Regions from separate parts of the Homo sapiens genome. Here region 1 is linked to region 2. Evidence: chromatin contacts called from ENCODE Hi-C or POLR2A ChIA-PET data. All regions are on one chromosome and are shown on one strand. The core of a region is the stretch at or near the end of the contact, and the rest is flanking DNA. Distances in the headings are between cores, read along the strand shown.

Region 1 (6,192 bases), core at 739-3,238, 170 kb before region 2:
TCCTCAGTAACCTGAAGTCTCAGGGTCCAGAGAGGCCGGTAGGTGGGTGGGGAGTGCTCTGCGGTCGCAGGTGCCAGAGACTGAATCAAGATATGGGACAGTTCCATCACCCCCAGAATTCCCTTGTCCTCATCCCAGTCACTGCCCCCACCCCCACCGCAAGACAACCAATACTTTTGGTGGACTAGGGACTACATTTGTCTCTTCTAGGGTTTTCCATAAATGGGGGCCACACCATATGTATCCTTTTGTGTTTGGCTTCTTCACTCAGCATAATAATGTATGTGGGGTTTACTCAGCTTCGCCCGTCAGTAGTCTGATCCCTTTTATGCCTGCAGAACAGAACCAGGAAGAGGTGGCCTCTCCGCCGCTGTGCCTCCTCAGAACCTGCTGTGGCTTCTGAGCAGCGGTGGCTTCAGTGCTGGGCACACTGGGCCTGGCCCACAGGAAGGGCTCAAGTTCGTTGCGAGCAAATTGACTGAACCCTTGATATTCGGGAAAACACAAATTGCCTAAACTAGGCGGGGAGTCATTTCATTGCTTTTCTTTTCTTTTCTTTTCTTTTTTTTTTTTGAGACGGAGTCTCGCTTTGTCGCCCAGGCTGGAGTGCAATGGCGCCATCTCGGCTCACTACAACCTCCTTCTCCCGGGTTCTACTGATTCTCGTGCCTCAGCCTCTCAAGTAGCTGGGATTACAGGCATGCGCCACATGCACGGCCAATTTCTTTCCCCCCCCCCCTTTTTTTTTTGTATTTTTAATAGAGACAGGGTTTCACCATGTTTGCCAGGCTGGTCTTGAACTCCTAACCTCAGGTGATCCCCCAGCCTGGGCCTCCCAAAGTGCTGCGATTACAGGCGTGAGCCACCTAACCGGCCCATTTCATTGTTTTTCAAGCAGTCCCACCAGCGTGGAGAGGAAGGGGTAAAATTTAAATACGATGAAGAGGAAAGGACGGCTTAAGATAAAGAGCTTGGGCTGACGAGGGAATAGTCCCAGGGTTCAATTATCCAGCAGAGCGCGGCCTCCCCACGCCCGCCCACCGGGGATAATTAAAAGCCGGACGCCTCGGTCCCTTCCCCAGGGAGGCGGCGGCGCTCCGCGTGTGAAACGGCGCTCAGAAATGAACGGCGACACAGTGGCTTCATTGTTCGGCGGCGGGGGAAACTGAGGCCGGAGGGCGGCCGCCGGGTGACTGGAGGCTGGGTCACCACGTGAGTCAGAGGCGCAGACGGGCAAGATTGCTGTCATTAAGGTTTACAGGTCTGCAGCCGCCGCCGCGGCTGTGCGGCCCGAGCCGCGCCCGGCCCGGGTCTCGCTCGGCCACCCCGCCTCGGCGCCTCGAGCGCAACTGCGGGTGGCTCGGCCACCGCGGGGGGCTGGAGAGGTGACCCCGACGGTCTCCGCCCGCCCTGCGCTCCTCTGCCGCCGCCGCCGCCGCCCCGCTCCCGCGGGCCCGCCCTCTGACAGCGCCCGCTGAGGGCCAAGCCTGGCGGCTGGAACCTGAGCCCCGGGGTGGCTGCCACCCCCGCCCGGCCTCTACCTGCGCCACCCGCGCGGCGCCCCGGGAGGCGGCGCGAGCTCTGGGAGCGCGGCGCCGGGAAGACGGCATACGGCCCGGCCCTCGCCGCCGCCCGGCGCCTCCGCTGCGCGCGCGCCCGCCGCCCCGCCCCCCACTCCTGGGCGCGCGCACCTCGCTTCTCCCGAGGCCGCGGGGTCCCGGTTGCGCGCCCGGCCCGCCCGCCCCTTCCCCCTGCCTCCCCGGCCTCGCGTCGCCACCCGGCTGAGTCACGGGCCGCGCACACTGCACGTCTGACTGCACGGGCCCCTCGGGCCTGCACCTCCGCGGCCCGGAAGGGACGGAAGCCCCGCGTCCCCACCCCCACCCCGGGAGGGTCCCTGCGGCAGTTACGGGGGAGCAGCGATAGCTGCCCTGGAGGTCGCATTCCCACCCGGCCCCCGAGTTCTCCGGGAGAACTCCCCCGCAGCCTCGGCGGCATCGCCTCCTCCAATCTCCCCAGGAATCGTGTTTCCCCCAACCCTGCCTCCGTGCGCGCCGGGGTGGCGGCGGGATCCCGGTGCCGCCACCCCTCGGCCCCTCCGCCGCCGTGCGGGACCGCGATGGGGGAGGGGACAGGCCCGGTTTCGGTGAGGGGGCTGGGGTCGGCCACGCCCTCTTCCCTGGCCCCAGGGTGGGGGCCGCGAGGATGGCGGGGTCACCGGGCTGAACTCGCGCCTGTCTGACCTGCGGGGGTGTAGGCGGTGTGGACTGTGGACTGGAAGACGTCCTTAAATTTTTAAAAATAGTCTTGCCGTATGGAGAAGAACACTGGAACCTTTAAGTCCGCATCCCCTCGCCCGATTCGGCTCGTCTTAGTCCAGAGTGTAACTCCAAACATACTTATTAAGAAACTGTTGCTTTATTTTGACTCGTTTACATAAAATTTCCACTTTGGGGGGGATGGCGGTGGGCTTGTGGATTCCCTAAAATAACTTTTAATGGAGCGAAGCCTTCCATTATGGGAAGCGCCTAGACGCGGAGAGGCGTCTGGGGGCCTGGGTTGCCGTCACAGCCCTGCCACCAGCTGGCTGAGCGACCGGGGCACGTCGCTGCCCCCTCTGCCCGTGTTAGGAGAGTGGCCGCGGCGGGGCGACTGCACGAGCTGCCCCTAGGATTGAAAGACAGAGGCTGTCTCTCCTTAACTTGCTTTGATCCTGCAGAGAAGCAAAATGGAGTGAGATTAAAAATAAAGAAGATGCAAGCAGTTTGCTTTTCTGAATGGTGTGCCTTCCGCCCCGCTCCAGTTGTATTTATCATGCAGACAAGGTCAAGGTAACCTTCACGGTCTGGCCAGTTCCATTAAGTACAGAGTGCCCTTTCACTAGGAGGAGACCTCCATTGAGAACTTTACTTCCCACATCACTCGGGAACCTTCAGGGCTTTGAAGGCTCCTACTCCAAAGGGTCAGGAGGGGAGAGGCCCGGAGGGAATGCGAAGAGAGACTTTTCACAAAGGGAGAGAAGAATGAAGGTGAACAGGTGATGTCGACTTGATGTGTGACATTTAGGGATTCATAAACGGTTTATGGTCCTGTCCCAGGAGGCCCTGCCCTCCCCACCCCCATGGCTCCGAGGGGCTGAGTAATGTGGACACCCCGAGGTAGCGAGGTAGCGCAGCTAGGAGACTTTACTGCCTGGTCCTGCGCTCTGCTAACCTGCCTGCTTCCTTCCTCCCTCCCCTCTGCTCTGCCAGGGTGGGTAGGGGGGTGAGTGGAACAGAGCCCACAGGGATGCTGTTTCACAAAGCTAGTGTCAGGGTCCCCTCCCACCGCCCCCCAGCAGCACACACGTGCATTAGCATGTCTGTGATGGGTGAGAGGCAGCTGCAGGGAATCGCAAGGTTAATTTAAAATGATGGAGTGGTGGGAAGAATGAAAGGCCACGATTAGAGCTCAACTTTGAAAGAAGGCAGGGGAACAATTACTTTAAAAGGTTTTAATTGGTCCTGTTCTGAAGAACTCACTCCTCCTTTGCTAAAACCCTAGGCCAGCTCAGACCTGCATTTCTGGATTGCCCAAGTGCCTCCCTGTTTTTCCCCTTTGAACAGTAATTCTCAGAGTGAATGCCTCCACTGCCCTCTCTCCGTAGCCTTCTCGGTTTTGGTATATGGGTGTGTGTGTGTGTGTGTGTGTGTGTGTGTGTGTTTGTGTGTGTGTGTAGCTAGCTGGCTACTTATCTATCTTTATATAGCAGATTTGCAGGCTGGCAGGTCAAAGGACTTGCAGGAGGAGAAGAGGGCCTCTCTAAATTATTCTCTCAACTCCTTAGCCTGACTCACTTGGGGCGGGTCTACATTGCAATCTAAGTAAAGTGAGGGAGGAAAGTGGCTTCTAGCAAACTGAAAACCTTTTGAGAGAAAGGGCGATGGGCCTGAAGGTGAGGTCCTAGCTATGCCAGCCATGGAAACAAACACCCTGTAAAACACTGAACTCCCTTTCAAGTTACTTGCAATTGACTGGCTTGCACCAGATAATAAGGCTGGGTTCTTTCCCGCAAGAGAACTACCTACATCTTAATGGAAAAAGGGGTCAAAAGTGGCCAGTCTGCTCTGTTCAAAATGTTCAAAAATGGCGGATCCTAGGACTGGGGCTGGAAATGCTGAAGATGAGTCCGGAACACCTTGTGGTTCTGGGAAGTAAGAAAGTGCTCAAGATGAAAGGGATGTGGGTATGTCAGAAGGACACAGGGACCAACCTGAAAGAGGGCCCAGCCTCAAACCTGGAACAACTGGAACAACAAAATCAATAATGTAGTATTAGATTCAAATATAAAATATAAAATAGGGGCCGGGTGCGGTGGTTCACGCCTGTAATCCCAGCACTTCGGGAGGCTGAGGCAGGCGGATCACTTGAGGTCAGGAGTTTTGAGACCAGCCTGGCCAACACGGTGAAACCCCATTTCTACTAAAAATACAAAAATTAGCTGGGCGTGGTGGCGGGCACCTGTAACCCCAGCTACTCGGGAGGCTGAGGCAGGAGAATCACTTGAAAGCAGAGGTTGCAGTGAGCCAAGATTGCACCACTGCACTCCGGCCTGGGCAACAAGAGCGAAACTCTGTCTCAATAAATAAATAAATAAATAAATAAATAAATAAAATACTTGTGAATGAACCCATGCTAATACAAAGGCATGGTTGGATAAGTGCATGGAGAAGAAGAGACAATCTCGCATGCAGATAATTTCAAATAATTCATGTAGACAAAACACTACGTATCTGTGTATGTAGGTAAACTCCCCTGAAGGAAGTGGAGCCTAATTCCCTCTCCCGTTGAGGGTGCACTGCCCTTAGTGATTTGCTTCCAAAGGCTACACACAGTATGGAAGGAGGTTGTGGGAGAGAAGAACTTTATAGTGGGGAAACCTGCAAACACTACCTGACCAGTGCTGAAGGTCAGCATCACCAGTGCTAAGTCATGTTGACAGCATGCACCGCAATATGATGTGGACTTCTTTTCCCTAACCCATAATTCCAGTCTAACGATGAGAAAAACATCAGACAAATCCTGTTGAAGGACATTCTACAAAATACTTGACCTGTGTGGAATCCTGGATGGGTTCTGGAAGAGAAAAAGGACGTTAGGGAAAAATGAATTGGAGTAAAGTATGGAATTTCGTTAATAGTAATATACCAACGCTAGTTTCAGGGTTGTGACGAATATTGACAGAATAATTTAAGATGGAAATTGAATATGGGGTAATACTGGAACTCTCTTTGCAACCTTCCTGTAAACCTAAAAATATTCTAAAAGAAAAGGTTAAAAAAAATAAAAAGACCCAATTTAGCTGGTCTAGATTGGGCCTTAGAATCACAGGATTCACAGGATTTAGGCATTCTAAGAAGGGGAAGGGTTAGCAATGGCGCCCAGGGGACCCTTAGAAAGAAACTGCCGAGACCGGTTGGCGAGTTGATCAGGCAGAGTAAAATAATTTGGTTTTTAAATCACATCCTAGCCCATGTATTGTGATTTTAAAGTAGCTTGCAGTTGTCCAAACCAAAAAGAACTCCATCCTGAATTCCTCTAGGTGTAAACTGAAATTTAAAAAAAAGTGCATTTTAAAAAATATGATCTTTGGCTGGGTGGGGTGGTTCACGCCTGTAATCCCAGCACTTTGGGAGGCCGAGGCGGGTGGATCATGAGGTCAGGAGTTCAAGACCAGTTTGGCCAAGATGGCGAAACTCTGTCACTACTAAAAATACAAAAAAATTGAGCAGGGCATAGTGGCAGATGCCTGTAATACCAGCTACTTGGAGGGTGAGGCAGAGAATTGCTTGAACCCGGGAGGCACAGTTTGCAGTGAGCCGAGATAGTGCCACTGCACTCCAGCCTGGGTGACAGAGCGAGACGCCGTTTCAAAAAAAAAAAAAAATGTGATCTTGTTCATATACAGTTCAAAGCAGGCAAAAGTAACCTCAGGTGTGAGGAGCCAGACTAGTAGTTACTCTTGGGGAGTGAGTGGGAGGGTGAAGGGAAGGAGAGTCTAGGTTGGTGATGTTCTGCCTTTTGAGCTGGGAGCTGGCTAGCTAGGTGTTTTCAGTTTGAAAAATTCAGCAAGGTGTATGCTTAAGATCCATATGCATTTTTCTATATGTATTAATAAGTTGTATCAATAAAAAGTTTAGAAATTATATAAAA
Region 2 (6,614 bases), core at 2,539-5,038:
CCACATGAGCTCTGGCATGGTGGAGCGCAGTGGCCAAGCCAAAAACAGCTGTATACAGGCAAAGGGGAAAAAACACCCCCACACCACCCAGCAGCGCAAACCACCACAGGGAGATGCTGCTGGAGGGTGGGGTTGGGGGTAGTCGAGGCACAAGGACTATGATGCATATATTTTTTACACTTCCTGAGGGAGATGGGCAGCCCCTACCAATCGCTGCAAACTCACCTTCATTTCGGGCTCCCTCTTGGAAAATGAATGGCCTAGGGAAATTTGCCCATCCAAACGCTATGCCCCCAGTGACCCTGGTTTGTTTCTGTCCAGAGAGGTGGCTGCTGTTGCCATCTCTCCAGTGGGGAGGAGAAAGTGCACTTTTATTTACTGCTAGCAGGAAGTTTCTTTTCCTTGAGAAGCTGGATACATGTGGGAGGGACAGACCATGGGGAGCTGTGGGAGCCCAGCAGCCAGGAGTCAATCCCAGGCATTCTTCTCCCGGGCAATTGGTTGCATGGCTTAAAAAACATATTTGACAGAATTCTTTATACTGAAAAGAGGAAACTAATTTTCAAATAAAAGGTGCTTTATTTTTTATTTGGCCCCAACTTTCCTTCTTTCACCTTCCTGCTCCCACATTCCCTCTTTAGGGAGGCTTCCCTGGCTGTCCCCTCCACCACAGCCCCCGGGACTCCTCATTCCGACTCTGCTATGCTTCCTTCCCAGCCCTGATCACCTCCACTAGGTCTGATGTCTGTTGATGACCTGACTTTTTGCTAGAAGGGCTTCCTGAAGGCAGGAATCCTGTTTTCTGAGCCATCTTCATGTCCCCTGGAATGGGACTTGGCTCGTTGTAGGTGTTCAATGAACGTGTGTGGACCGGATGCATAAATATCCCACGGTACGTGGTCAGACAGCTCTTCTCTAAGAGGACAACCTGTCCAAAGGGTAGGGGGCTGTTAATCTAAGACATAAGAGTACAGAGTCAGCATGTATGCCTGTCTCATCTTTTCTTTCATTTGTGGCTGACAGTTCACTCCTGATATTTTCTTCCCACCTTCTCTGGGCCAGTCCCAGTCCCTGCTCCAAGGCCACCGTCTCATGACATTTGTTTCACTTTTGTGGGTAACATTTTTGCCATACAGTGATGTTTCTTGGCTTATTGGATTTTTTTTCCCCCTTCCCAGGGTTGCTTCAAGTAAGGCCACGACATTCCGCAGAGCCGCCCTTTGGTGGTGTGGTGGGGTCACAGTTGACGTCAATGTAGCTCCACCCCAACCCCGAGTCTCCCCTGTGTCAGACTCTCCCCTCAGGGCTTTGCTGAGGCTAGTTGCAATCCCCCCGGCAGGCTTTCCTCCTTGGTCCCCCCCACCAGTGAAGCCCCCTCACTCCTCCGTTCCTATCACACAGCCCAGGGCCTGCGGCCTGGCCCCCATGGCTAGACCTGGCCTTGGGTAGTTCCTGGAAGGCTCTTTTCTCACCCCAGTCATCATCATTTGGGAGGAGCCCAGGACAGGAGCCTCCAGCTCAGAGAGACAGTGCAGTCCTTCCTTGGCACCTGTTCCTATCAACAGTGAAGCAGAGGGCTGGGAATTCCCAAGCGTAGGGCTGGCCTGCAGCATGGAACCCACAGACACTGTGACACATCAGGTTACCCCCAGCCTGAGAGACGACCCTGAATGTTCCCTTCTGTCCTTCCCTGGGACTTCTGGGCTCCATGAAACCTCAGAATCCTTACAGAAAAGGATTTAGCAATGTTAAGCCACCTCAAGTTGGTTCCTGTGACTTGGGACAAAAAGAACTCATCAGTACAACAGGCTTCTCCTAGGTGACAAAATAATGGATTCCCAGGCCCTGGGGATGAGGATGAGACTGGGGCCTGGATGCTGGGGACTGGACGGTGAGGGGCAGAGTCAGAGAAGTGGGCACTGAGGCTGGGTGGGCAGTGCTTCTAGCAGAGCTGGAGTCAGGATAGGAGGAGAAGCAGGGAAGGGGTGATCTGGTTATTGCCCGGGTCCTGGGTGGCAGCCCATGGACCCTGCCTCTCACACACCCACCTAGGGCAGCATCGTGGAAGGTCTTGGCATCAGTCTGATTGGGTCAGGCAAACCTCCTTGGCTTAAATGAGTAACATGTGCAACGTATCTGGTGCAAAGTAGGTGCTGAATAAGCGGCAGAGAGACCTGGTAGCTGTATCCTGAGTTACTCCATCCACCAAAGCCTGCCTCGGACCTGGCCGCCCCCGACCCCTGGCAGTCTGCACATGCAGCCCAGCCAAGGGGCATGTCTGCTGGGCTGTACTCACAGCTGGCCATCATGCCACGTCCTGGCCACAGCTGCCAGTCTTGGCTCAGTCCTGCTGAGCCCTGAGGCCTGGCCCTGAGGACTCAGCCACACCTAGACTCTGGAGCAGTCAGAATCTGACCTGCATGTCACTCTGCACTCTGGCAACAGTCTGTGGTGGCTGCACATCTTGTCTGGAGGGAGACGGGGACCATGTGGGCACTGGGCTGCAGCCTCCGCCCTGGGACAAGTTTGCTTGAGTTCTGATGCCAGCTGGGCCCTGAACTACTCCTTGGGTTTGGGTGTGTCCCTTTTTAGGTGGACTTGAACCTTTCCCCAAGTATCCCTGATCTCCCTGGCCAACGACCCCTGACCATTCCACTGCTTCACTCTGCTCTGCCCCTAGACACTGAGGATTCTTGGATGCCAGTGACAGAAACCATCTCAGACTAGCTGAAGAGGCACACAGGCCTGGGCTGTCTTACATGGAAGGTGGGCCCTAGGACACAGCCTGTCCCCAGGGCTCAAACAGCAACCCCAGGGCTGGTCCTCCCTTCTCTCCCCTCTCTCCCTTGTCTGGGCTTTGACTTGCATGCTGACTGATTTTTCTGCTGCCACAGACAGGTTCTCCCTTTGCCATGGCTAAGATGGCGGTCAGCAGCACCTGGTCTCTCTCATAATGGTTCTTGAGCCAAAAGGAAGACAGAGCCCCCCCTCCCCAAATGTCAAACCCTCAAATCTCAGGGAAGGATTCTGACTGGCCCTGCTCATCACATGACTATCTCTCAGCCCAATCACTGTGGCTGTGGTGATGGGGTTCCCTGATTGGACAGAACCAGGTCATGTGGTCATTCTGCAGCTGGGGCAGGTGGGCTCAGTGACAGATCCCTGGACCACACGCAGAAATAACAGCTGCCCCCTGCAATCACAGGCCTTACCTAGGACCATCGGGTGGCTGTCACAGGTGCCTGACACTCTCCTGAGCATCATGTCAAATTCCCGATGTACTGGGTGATTGCTGCCCTTTCTGTCCCATCCAAAAGAATGAAGAGAGAGTGATATGATGAGGATTATCTTGAATCTGCTCTAATCAATGGACATGAAAATCAAGCCCCAAATGCCGATCCTTTAACTATTATTAATAAAAAATTACCAGACACATTCTCTGTGACTGATGGTTCATGACACTGTGGCTGGAAATGCTTTCTCCCCAGCAGTTGGCTCTAGACAAAGGGCACACACTGTGGCTGGGAACAGCCATCAGCCACTTCCAGCTAAATCTGGATCACTCTGGAGACATTTCCAAGTTTCCCAGGCTGTGAGCACCCAGCATATTTCTATTGGCAAAATCAGGTCAGGTAGGCTCAGCTCTGCTGATCCGTAGGAGGGGACAGGGAGGCGGGGGGATGGCGCTGGGTTGCAGCAGAGAGAAGCTGAGAAGTCAGGCTGATCCAGCAGGAATTCTGTCTCACACTTAGGCAGGCGCGAAGCCTTATTCTCAGGCAAGGGAGCCAGCACCTGCTGTGGCTGTGGCCTTGAAAAGCCCTCAGAAGAGGCTGGAAGTTTTCCTTTCAGCCTGAGCAGAGAGAGAAGGCTGGATTGTCTGACAGATGAAGAATACCAGTGGGACAAGCAGGAATTCCTCAAAGCAAGGTGTCACTGGACTCAGCCTCAGGGAGGACGTTAGTACCACTTGTCAGGTCAAGGGGCGTGAGGGGGCTGAAGTTCCCAGGCTCAAGGGCAGCCCTCAGTGATTACACACTTAGTAGCTGGTGCCCGTGCTGGCGCCCTGATCTTCTCTGCCGCCTGCCTGATGTTCATGTCACTGTCTCGCCATACCTCTACACAGCACTCTGCCTTTCTAGGCACTTCCTGCAGCTTTCCTGGCTCTGCCCCACACAGCAGCTCACTGGAGGATGAGGCTCCTTGATCTGCCTACCTTCTGAGGTTGACAGAGCTGGAACCCAGGTCTCTGATCCTGGGCCTGGTGCTCTTTGGACCCCCCAAGGCATCAAGTTTGAAAAGGTCATCATGCAGACATGACAGCCACCCACCCCTGCCTTACACTTCCCTCCAGGTCCTCAGAGGAGAGGGCTGAGTTGTTGTCTCTGCAGAATTCGGATATTCCCTGCCTGGCTGCCATCCTGCCCAGGAGAGAGGCCGAGGGCTTGGAGACAGGTGTTTGCCAGGCCTAGGCCCGGGCACAGGTGGTAGGTCTTATCCATGACATGAAGCTCTCTGTGGAAACAGAGTGGGGCTGTGCTCACTGAGGCCTCAGCCTGAGGAGCAGGCCAACCGCAAAATAAAAGGACAGCAAGACTGGCCAACTGCTGTGACTCTGTGTCCCCATCTATAAAATGGAAAGTCACCATGTGACTGTCAGGCCAGTCACCGTGCCTCTGCATCCTTATCTATAAAATGAAAGAGACCTTTGACCTGCACCCAGGTGACAGAGTGACGCAAACAGGTGTAATAACCCTTCCTAATCAGCAAAGGGTGACTGTGCCCATATTCTGCTATGTGAGAAACTGAAGCATAAGTTGGATGAATGTTGTATCCAAGGTTTCCTGTGGGAGGAACTGGGAGCTGGGGCCAGAATTCAGCTTATCCAGCTTTTTGGAGATTCCTAGAGTCTTCTCCACGGTTTCTGCCTGGACCAGGTTCTACTAAGAAGGTTGGGTCCCCAACCCTAGGCAGAAATGGCATCTGGGATCCCTCTGCTCTGGAAGCAGTTGGAAGCTGAAGAAATGACTTTTGAAACCCTACTTTCAATGAGTGGCCCAATTACTTCTGAAATTGTCCGGAAGACTGGCTTTAAAAATAGATGAATACACAGGCGTTACTAAGCTATTTATAGAATTTGAGAAAACCCCTTGAAATGCTCACAAAAAGATTTGACCTATAATGGGGATTCCAGAATGACTCGGCCTGAAGCTCACATCCACCCACAACTTTGAACTTTGCCACAGATGGTCTTTAAAAGTCATGTTAACATTTATGTGGCATTATCCCTCAAGGAAGCTGCAATGGGAGTGCACACATCCTTTATCTAAGCCGTATCCCAAAATGTCTACTGGACAACAGTTGAGGAACAGCCGGAGGCGGAGGGAGCCAGGATAGAGAAGGACACAAAGTCTAGGGAGCTTGGGGGAGACCAACGTTTGCGTCTGTGAAATGGTGATCCTGGCCTGTGCCTGCCTCTGGAGACCATATGGGGTTATAGACCAGGAAGTGACTGTTGTGCCTGCCATTTCTGCAGACGTGGATGGCAGCTGTTTGCACCGGGCTCTGTCTGAATGGGCCCCTCTCTCACAGTGTGCCATTCTGTGTGGTTCTGCCCCACTGGACTCAGTGAGGTCTGTTCTGAGCAGTGCCGGGGGTGGGGGTGGCCCTGAAGGAAGTGCTCAGACCTTCTCCATTCGTTCTGAGATCCGGTCTGAAGACTAGATGGGCCCCTTGTGTTGTTCCCAAGGAGGCTTGGGCCACCTGTGGGGATGGGTGAAGGGCAGTTGAGTGGGCAGACTCAAAGCTCCTGGATCCCAGGCAGAGGCCCTTTGCCAGGTCTGTTTCATGTGGTTGAGGACACGCCTGAGATTGAGTTTGGAAAAACAACTCTTCTGCTAAAAATACATGAAAATCACTAGTGTGTCAAGATATGCACAATGGGTTTGAATGCCAGACAGGCCTGGGTGAGGCACTCTGGTCCGACTCCCACTCAGCCCTTGGACCTGGGCAAGCCCCAGGTCTTCTACCGTCTCACGTTCCCCACCCAGAAAAGGGAAACACGGCTAAACACCGTGATGATGAAAATGCCTGGCCAGGGGAGCACCTCCGCAGATGCCTGCTCCTCCTGCTTCTTTGGTCTTACCAAGGACATGGGTGTGTGGGGGGTTATCCATGCCAGGTGTTATGGGGTAGCCTGGCTGACCTCCCACACCTTGGCCAGTGTATGGTGGGTGTTGGAGTCAGCAAGAGGGAAGGTATCTCTGCAGACAGGAGGGAGAACAGTAGGTGGCTACTGACATCAGGGGACTGAGGGTGGGGAATGTGATGGGCTGGCTGGAGATGGGGGCAGATGTTCCGGCTGGCCCTAGTTTTGCCTGCATGTTTTATTTCCTTGGCTAGACTGTAAGCCTCTTGGGTATCTTATTCCTCTTTTCCTCTCTTGAGTATCTGGCAGAGAGTACAAAACAGTACAAAACTGCCAGGTATAAAACAGCAGTGTGGGGACTCACGTTGACTTGATGTGTGAATGGAGGCCATCAAGATATTTCTGATGATGGGGATGCTGACTGTGAAATACTGGTAGAGTGGGGAAGAAAAATCCATCCTGTCACCAT

The links. A loop is a pair of places that touch in the nucleus more often than their neighbours do. ChIA-PET counts read pairs that join two places held with the same protein, here RNA polymerase II (POLR2A). Pooled maps may share reads with other maps.
Region 1: a loop to region 2 is called in a pooled map, with 2.6 times the contacts of the local background. The contact joins two enhancer-like sites. A Hi-C loop is called at or near these places in 1 of 168 maps with a recorded cell type or tissue (right lobe of liver) and 2 of 50 pooled maps. POLR2A ChIA-PET finds 5 or more read pairs at or near these places in 2 of 52 experiments (GM12878 and naive thymus-derived CD4-positive, alpha-beta T cell).

Annotation. Positions count from the first base shown.
Region 1 is chr18:48,971,432-48,977,623 of GRCh38, reverse strand. No RefSeq gene overlaps it. Among named protein-coding and RNA genes, the nearest start is that of SMAD7, 24 kb to the right of the region's middle. RefSeq lists silencers at 1,220-1,339, 1,370-1,669, 1,770-1,889. Within about 2 kb of position 1,988, at least 24 of the 41 ENCODE cell types and tissues checked have a DNase peak (open chromatin) inside an H3K27ac peak, as active enhancers do; they include right lobe of liver, where a contact is called at or near this core.
Region 2 is chr18:48,800,150-48,806,763 of GRCh38, reverse strand. All of the region lies in intron 9 of CTIF (cap binding complex dependent translation initiation factor), which reads right to left. Among named protein-coding and RNA genes, the nearest start is that of CTIF-AS1, 38 kb to the left of the region's middle. RefSeq lists an enhancer at 5,032-5,471. Within about 2 kb of position 3,788, at least 13 of the 41 ENCODE cell types and tissues checked have a DNase peak (open chromatin) inside an H3K27ac peak, as active enhancers do; they include right lobe of liver, where a contact is called at or near this core.